Regions from separate parts of the Homo sapiens genome. Here region 2 is linked to region 1. Evidence: chromatin contacts called from ENCODE Hi-C or POLR2A ChIA-PET data. All regions are on one chromosome and are shown on one strand. Each heading gives the region's core, a stretch centred on a gene start or an enhancer-like site at or near the end of the contact. The rest is flanking DNA. Distances are from core to core; before and after follow the strand shown.

What was found. Hi-C counts contacts between places; a loop is a spot of excess contacts on that map. ChIA-PET counts read pairs that join two places held with the same protein, here RNA polymerase II (POLR2A). Pooled maps may share reads with other maps.
Region 2: a map of K562 shows a loop between it and region 1 (2.4-fold over the local background). The contact joins two enhancer-like sites. A Hi-C loop is called at or near these places in 1 of 168 maps with a recorded cell type or tissue (K562) and 1 of 50 pooled maps. POLR2A ChIA-PET finds 5 or more read pairs at or near these places in 3 of 52 experiments (T-cell, WTC11 and naive thymus-derived CD4-positive, alpha-beta T cell).

What each region holds. Positions count from the first base shown.
Region 1 is chr16:16,991,494-16,995,061 of GRCh38, reverse strand. No RefSeq gene overlaps it. Among named protein-coding and RNA genes, the nearest start is that of XYLT1, 480 kb to the left of the region's middle. Within about 2 kb of position 1,926, at least 3 of the 41 ENCODE cell types and tissues checked have a DNase peak (open chromatin) inside an H3K27ac peak, as active enhancers do.
Region 2 is chr16:17,153,667-17,157,266 of GRCh38, reverse strand. The region is part of intron 6 of XYLT1 (xylosyltransferase 1); the gene reads left to right. Among named protein-coding and RNA genes, the nearest start is that of XYLT1, 320 kb to the left of the region's middle. Within about 2 kb of position 2,131, at least 2 of the 41 ENCODE cell types and tissues checked have a DNase peak (open chromatin) inside an H3K27ac peak, as active enhancers do.

The DNA of each region.
Region 1 (3,568 bases), core at 677-3,176:
AATAGGAAGGAGAAATGGCATTCCAGGCATAGCTACAGCCCATGCTAAGCTCCTGGGGTGGGAATCAACAAGAAGTTAAAAGCAAGTCAGTAGAGCTGGATCACAGAGTACAAGCTGAGATGGAGACGCGATGGAAATGGAAAGGCAGAGGACAGATCACATGTGACCCTGGGAATACGTCCAACGCCCTCAACTTCATCCATGGAGAGTAAGAATGGAAACCATCTATTAATGCCTCACTCTCTGCCTGGACACTGAGAACAAAAACAGCACCTTCTTAGGCCGGTCGCGGTGGCTCACGCCTGTAATCCCAGCACTTTGGGAGGCCCAGGCAGGCGGATCACAAGGTCAGGAGATCGAGACCATCCTGGCTAACACGGTGAAACCCCATCTCTACTAAAAACACAAAAAAATTAGCTGGGCGTGGTGGCGGGCACCTGTAGTCCCAGCTACTTGGGAAGCTGAGGCAGGAGAATGGCATGAACCCAGGAGGAAGAGCTTGCAGTGAGCCAAGATCGCGCCACTGCCCTCCAGCCTGGGCAACAAAGTGAGACTCCGTCTCAAAAAAAAGAAAAAAAAAACAGCACTTTTCTGTCCACATGAACATGACTTCGTGCTATTCCTCTGTCTTCATTAGCACGACTTTCTTTTTCCATCAGTCATCTGCCAGGTAGAGGAATTGGTGTTCATTTTAAGAATCTGCAAAAGATCAGCTCCTCCATGGAATACATCAATAATTGATACTCTAAACATCTTTAATCCCTTTTTTCAAAATCTACGTCTTGGTGTGTGCACCAATCCTGGGTTGTTACGACAAGCTCTCTACCTGATCCTTCATCAAGCCCCCACTTTGGAAGACCCTGTCTTCCGTTGAGCTTCCGATTCTCATTAAATTCTCACCCTGGCCGGGCGCGGTGGCTCACGCCTGTAATCCCAGCACTCTGGGAGGCCAAGGCAGGCAGATCACAAGGTCAGGAGATCGAGACCATCCTGGCTAACACAGTGAAACCCCGTCTCTACTAAAAAATACAAAAAATTAGCCAGGCATGGTGGCGGGCGTCTGTAGTCCCAGCTGCTCCGGAGACTGAGGCAGGAGAATGGCGTGAACCCGGGAGGCGGAGCTTGCAGTGAGCCGAGATTGTGCCACTGCACTCCAGCCTGGGCAACACAGCGAGACTCCGTCCCCCCCAAAAAAAAAAAAATCTGACCTTACCATCCCTACTGAGGCATGAGGTGGTGTCCTTTTTTTTACTGCAGTAAGCAATAAACTCATAGCTTTATCTTATAAACAGGTTGTGTTGTGATATTAGGGGATGCTTGGGACTGGAGCCACAGAAGGAATTTGAACAGGAGACTGATAAACACATATAAGAAGTCAGATACGGAGTGAAGTCCAGAGAACATCTAGAGATACAACCCTGCTTGCAAGTAGCGTTGGTTTTTTACAGTCATTACCTTCTAGCTCTCTAGACAATTGGAAAAAAGCACACAGAGCCAGCGGAGGGATGAAAGAAACAAAAACCACACAGGAAGCTGCCGTAAGGGGAAGGAAACCCATGAACAATACCCACATTCCCATTTTCATTTCTCTCCAGCAGGAGCCAGGCTCTAAATTCTTTAAAGATGTTTTTAAGTTGCTATCTTAACACATACACTGGAGATTGCACAGGTTTTAGTTTTGTCTTTAATCAAGTAAAATTACACCATAATTTTGTTTAGTCATTAAGATGTTCTATAGTAAATCTTGTCAACAAGAGCCATTTTAAACGGTTTTAATCAGTCTTAGTGGATCTTGAACAAGGTAGAGTTACGATATTTGCAACAAGGCAAGTGAGGCGTGAGATGCCCAAGACAGGCAGACCAAGCTTCCTGCTTCTGTTACGCTGCAAGCAGTTTCCGCTCTGCTGGCTTTTCCTGCCTTTCAGACTTGCCAGGTTTCACATCCATCACCGTGTCAAACTTAGCTTGTACATAAAGTTGTTTCAGGGGTCTTAACATGTACGTGTCTGGGCCAGGCACGGTGGCTCACGCTTGTAATCCCAGCACTTCAGGAGGCCAAGGAGAGCAGATCACAAGGTCAGGAGTTTGAGACTAGCCTGACCAACATGGTGAAACCCCATCTCTACTAAAAATACAAAAATTAGCCGGGCTTGGTGGCACATGCCTGTGATCCCAGCTACTCAGGAGGCTGAGGCAAGAGAATTGCTTGAACCCGGGAGGCAGAGGTTAGAGGTTGCAGTGAGCTGAGATCACACCATTGCACTCCAGCCTAGGTGACAGAATGAGGCTCTGTCTCCAAAAAAAAAAAAAAAAAAACAAAAAGTACATATCTGTGTATGGATGGGAAGATGAAGACAGGACTCTGTGAATGGATGGTATTACCGCCATAGTAGGCAGTTGCTTTTTTTTGGATTTTATTTAAGACAGGGTCTCTCTGTTGCCAAGTCTGGAGTGCAGTGGCTCAACCCTGGCCCAATGCAGCTGTGAACTCCTGGGCTCAAGTGATCCTCCTACCTTAGCCTCCTAAGTAATAGGGATCACAGGCGTGAGCCACCGCACCTAATTTTTAATTTTTTGTACAGACAGGGTCTCATTATGCTGCCCAGGCTAGTCTCGAACTCCTGGCCTCAAGGGATCCTTCAATCTCAGCCTCCCAAAGTGCTAGGACCACAAGTGTGAACCACTGAACCCAGTCTCGATTTAATTTGTAAAAAAATCATGCCCTAAATGTCTTTGTCCTTCAGAAGAGGCTACAGTTCAAGGAAACCTTTTCAAGATGAAAGACTACTGAGAAGAGGATAGCCCAGAATGCATTGCCGGAGGTAAAACGTGAAGGTTTTCCTTAGATTGAACCCAGCCCAGCCTTCTCTCTTGAATTTTACAACTTCAGACGTCCGTTCACATTTGTATCTGTTGCCAGCAAATAACAGAAATCCCAGCTCAAACGGTTTAAAATGATAAGGAAAGTGTTTATCCAATTGTCACCAGAATCTTCAAATGAACACATCTAGGTAAGTCCCCCAGAGAGAGCCTGTATCATGTACAGTGGTAGAGAGGGTGGATTCTGGCAGTCTGTCTGGATTTGATATCCTGGCTCTGTCTCTTGTTAATTGTGGAGACTTGGAAAAACATGTTAGCCCCTTTGGCGCCTCCATCTGTAAAATAAGGATAATGCTGGTCCCTCCTTCATAAGATCGCTGTAAGGATTATATGAGCGGATGGTTGAAACCTGCTTAGAATGGTGCCCAGTGCACATAGTGAGTTCCACAGGTGTTTGATTTGCCTCAACCTCCAGAGTAGCTGGGATTCTAGGCGTGCACCACCACAACTGGCTAATTTTTTGTATTTTTAGTACAGGTGGGGTTTTGCTATGTTGGCCAGGCTAGTCTTGAACTGCTGACCTCAAATGATCTGCCTGCCTCGGCCTTCCAAAGTGCTGGGATTACAGGTGTGAGCCACTGTGCCCGGCTAGTGTTTGAGTCTTATTTACCGTTTTAAAGCCCCTCTACACCCAAACCTGGTCTTCCTCCTGAATTTCCCATCCCAGCAAACTGATCATTCTCTATCC
Region 2 (3,600 bases), core at 882-3,381, 160 kb before region 1:
GCTTTAAAGAAGTAATCTGGCCAGGTGCCGTGACTCAAGGCCTGTAATCCCAGAACTTTGGGAGGGTGAGGCAGGCGGATCACCTGAGGTCTGGAGTTCGAGGCCAGCCTGGCCAACATGGTAAAACCCCATTTCTACTAAAAATACAAAAATTAGCCGGGTGTGGTGGTGCACACCTATAATCCCAGCTACTTGGGAGGCTGAGGCAGGAGAATCGCTTGATCCTGGGAGTCGGAGGTTGCAGTGAGTGGAGATTGTACCACTGCACTCCAGCCTGGGTGACAGAGGGAGACTCCATCTCAAAATAGAAAAAAAAAAAAAAGTAACCCTAGAATCCTTGTGTTGTATCATTTTTCTAAATTGAAACTTTGATTTCATTCTGCTATTTATGGATTGTTCCTGCCCCTACTCACAGCCTACCTTCTTTACATTAAAAAGGAGGCCTCTTTCTGCAACACCCGAACTTGAAGATGCTCTGTAAATTAGCACAGATTAGTTTACTACGCTCAGGCCACTAAGAGTACAGAGGCCTGGCTGGATGAGTAAGAAGAATCATGGCCACTGTGTATTGTGTTCCTACTAAGTGGGCCCTTTTTGTATAGGATCCATATTTGTTTTCACAGCCACTCAATGCAGCTGTAAGAATTATTCTCCCCATTTGTCAAGCTTCTGGAGTTTACCTGATTTTTCTGAAGATCACACAGCTGGTTAAATGCTAGAATTTGAACCCAAGTTTTTCTGGCCCCATAGCTGCAGGAGCAAAGTGGGGCTGGGCAAGGATTCCATGGAGGTGGTTAATTGTCAGAAGTGGCTCAGACATTGGTATTCCTCGCCCTCAGGTAGAGAAGGAAAAACCCTTCTTCTTCTCCAGGTAGCAGCTAATAGGTGATTTGTGCAAAGTTGTGTCTCGAGAAAGGAGCCCATTGTAAATGTATCAACTTGTGTGTGAATTACATCCACCCTAGTATTAACTATTTCAGCCTAGTCAGGATTTATTCTCTGAGCACTATTTGTCAGGCACTGTGCTAGGAACTGAGTATAGCACAAGTTAAAAACAGGGACTGTGAGGTTACACCTTCTGGTTTGGAATTCTGATCTACTGTGTTCTAGCTGTGTTGCATTGGACGAGTGACTTAACCTCTCTGAACTGGTTTCATAATATTTGAAAATATTAATAGACCTATACTCATTTATTCATTGAGAAGATTAAATGAGATGCTGCATATACAGCATTTGGCATAGTAAATGTTTATGATGATGGTGATGGTGATGATTATGTCATTGTTATGATAAGCATAGAACTAAATTGTTGCTGGTAGGAGAAAGAAATAGATGGAGAATGGGCCTGAATTTTGCCTCTAGGTGCCTGAGTACATTTTGTATAATTGATGTGCATCCGTAATTGACAGGTGGTACCCAGATGTCTTGGGACAACATAAAGAAGTCTCAGGCTGAGGAAATGCTTCTTACACCTCCCTCCAAGACCCTAAAACCCAAAGGCCTCTTGACAGAATAGCTCACAACTTCCAACTCTTGCGTGTGAGTCCCCAGCTGGGATTTTCTCATTTACCGGAAGTTAGGGCAGTGATTCAGCATTAATTTAATAGTAAAACAAGCCAATGTCCCATTCACTGGCCACTTCCCTCTTTGTTAGCTGTGGCCTCACCTGCTGCACGAATAAGCCTACCTATAGCCCATCATCCATGGTCCCTCCCAAGTGACCAGAGCTGGGCGTGGCTTGCTCAAGTTCTTTCACTGGTGATGTGTTAGGGAGAACTCTTTTGGTGGGAAATGACAGAAACCCAGCTCAAACTAGCTTAAGGGTAAAGAACATTACCAGATCAGGTAACTAAAACATTAGGGCTGACTTCAGGTATGGCTAAATCAAGCTGTGCAAATTATATCATCAGGCCCAGACTCTCTATTAGTTCTGTTTTTCTGTGTGTATGTTTAATTTTCTGGCACTGGGTGGGGATTATTGGCAATATATTAGCCTCCTTTTATAGATAAGGGAACTGAGACTCAAAAAGATGAAGTTACTTGCTCAAACTCACAGCACTAGGGCAGCGGGGAGGACTCACACCCAAGTGAGTGTTCACAGAGTCCAAGCTCATAATTCTCACGTGATGAAGCCTCTCTGTGTTCTAGGCCTGCTTTCTTCCAATGCACTGGTGACTTTGAGGCAGCTACTCTGCTTCTCTTGACTTCATTTTCTCCCTTTGAAAAACAAGGGGGTTGCATGAGAAAGTCTCCAAATTCCCTTCCCATTCTGGTATTTCATGTGTCCAGACCAGCCCTGGTAAAAGAGGAGGTGACAGAGGCAGAGATCTTGAAAGACAGAGAGATGGGGATGAACAAAGGCAAGCAGTGAAATACAGAATAGGCCACGGGGTGCCTCGGTTTTTAATTCCACGTAGCTCCTAATAGCAATGTTGACCTTCTGTCTTCATCTCCAACCTTTAGCAGCCAATTTGGACTTCTGGCTCCCACTGTGAAGAGATGGCATAAAGGCAAACTAGTATTCTAATAGCTGCCAAATTGGTCCTGATTGTTTCTGTTATTAAATGAAGGGGAGGGTTGTGTTCACTGTTTCTCCTTGCTTTCCTCCAAAAGTAAAGTCACTAGATACATTGCAAGACAGGTAGCACAATTGTCATTTTCCCAGGCAGCCTCAGCAGGGCTTGCAGAAGCAGGTGGCCGCATGTTTACTCTCAGCCTGAATAATCAGGTATTTGGAAACATCCCTACAAGTCCCTGGCCTTGGCTCAGGGAGCATCAGAGAAGTTTTTCAAATCTCTGAAACCTGTTCAAGTCTCAGTGTGTGGGGACAGGCCTCTTCCAGGGAGCTGGAAAGTGAAAATCGGAGTTTTTCTGAGACTTTTCCTTCCCTGGTTGATCTAATTTCTCCACTTCATCCAGGGTCACCAGGGCCCCCATGTTAGCCCTGGGACACAGTGTGTGAAGTGCCAGAGCATAGATGCTGGAGTCCAGCCACCTGGGTCGAAATGCCAGCTCTTCTATACCACAGCCATGGGATGTCAGCAAATGGCTTCGACAGGCCATGCCTCTGTTTCTCCATCTTTATAAAATTCAAATAATGATCATGGTATTGGGGAGATGGAGCATCCTCACTGGCCACAGGAAGGCCCCACGCTGGGCGCATTCCAGGACATTTTCTCATTTCACCTTCATTTAGCAGGTGTTACCCCATTTCAGAAATGAATACAGCTGAGGTTTGAGAGTCGCTTTACCTTACTCAAGGCCCTACAGCTAGTGAACGACAGAGCTGAGATGGAACCTGGTTCCGTCTGACTTTAAGGCCTGTGTTCTTTTATTACTCCATAGTGACTGCATTTGAGAGGACCTGCAGGTTTACGCTCTCGAGGTGTGCAGATGAAAGAAAATCCTGCTGAATGTAAATAGAATTATCTTTTTGCATGGGTGAGGGTAGGTCCTTCCCCTACTTCCTAGGGTCAGCATTTTGCAAAGTGTGTTTATGTGCCACCAGGACATGGGGGATTCTTTTGGGTCCTTTATAAGTGGGCATGCTATGAAAGTTAGGTATTGATCTTATGTGTATCAACAAATTTATAAAATTAG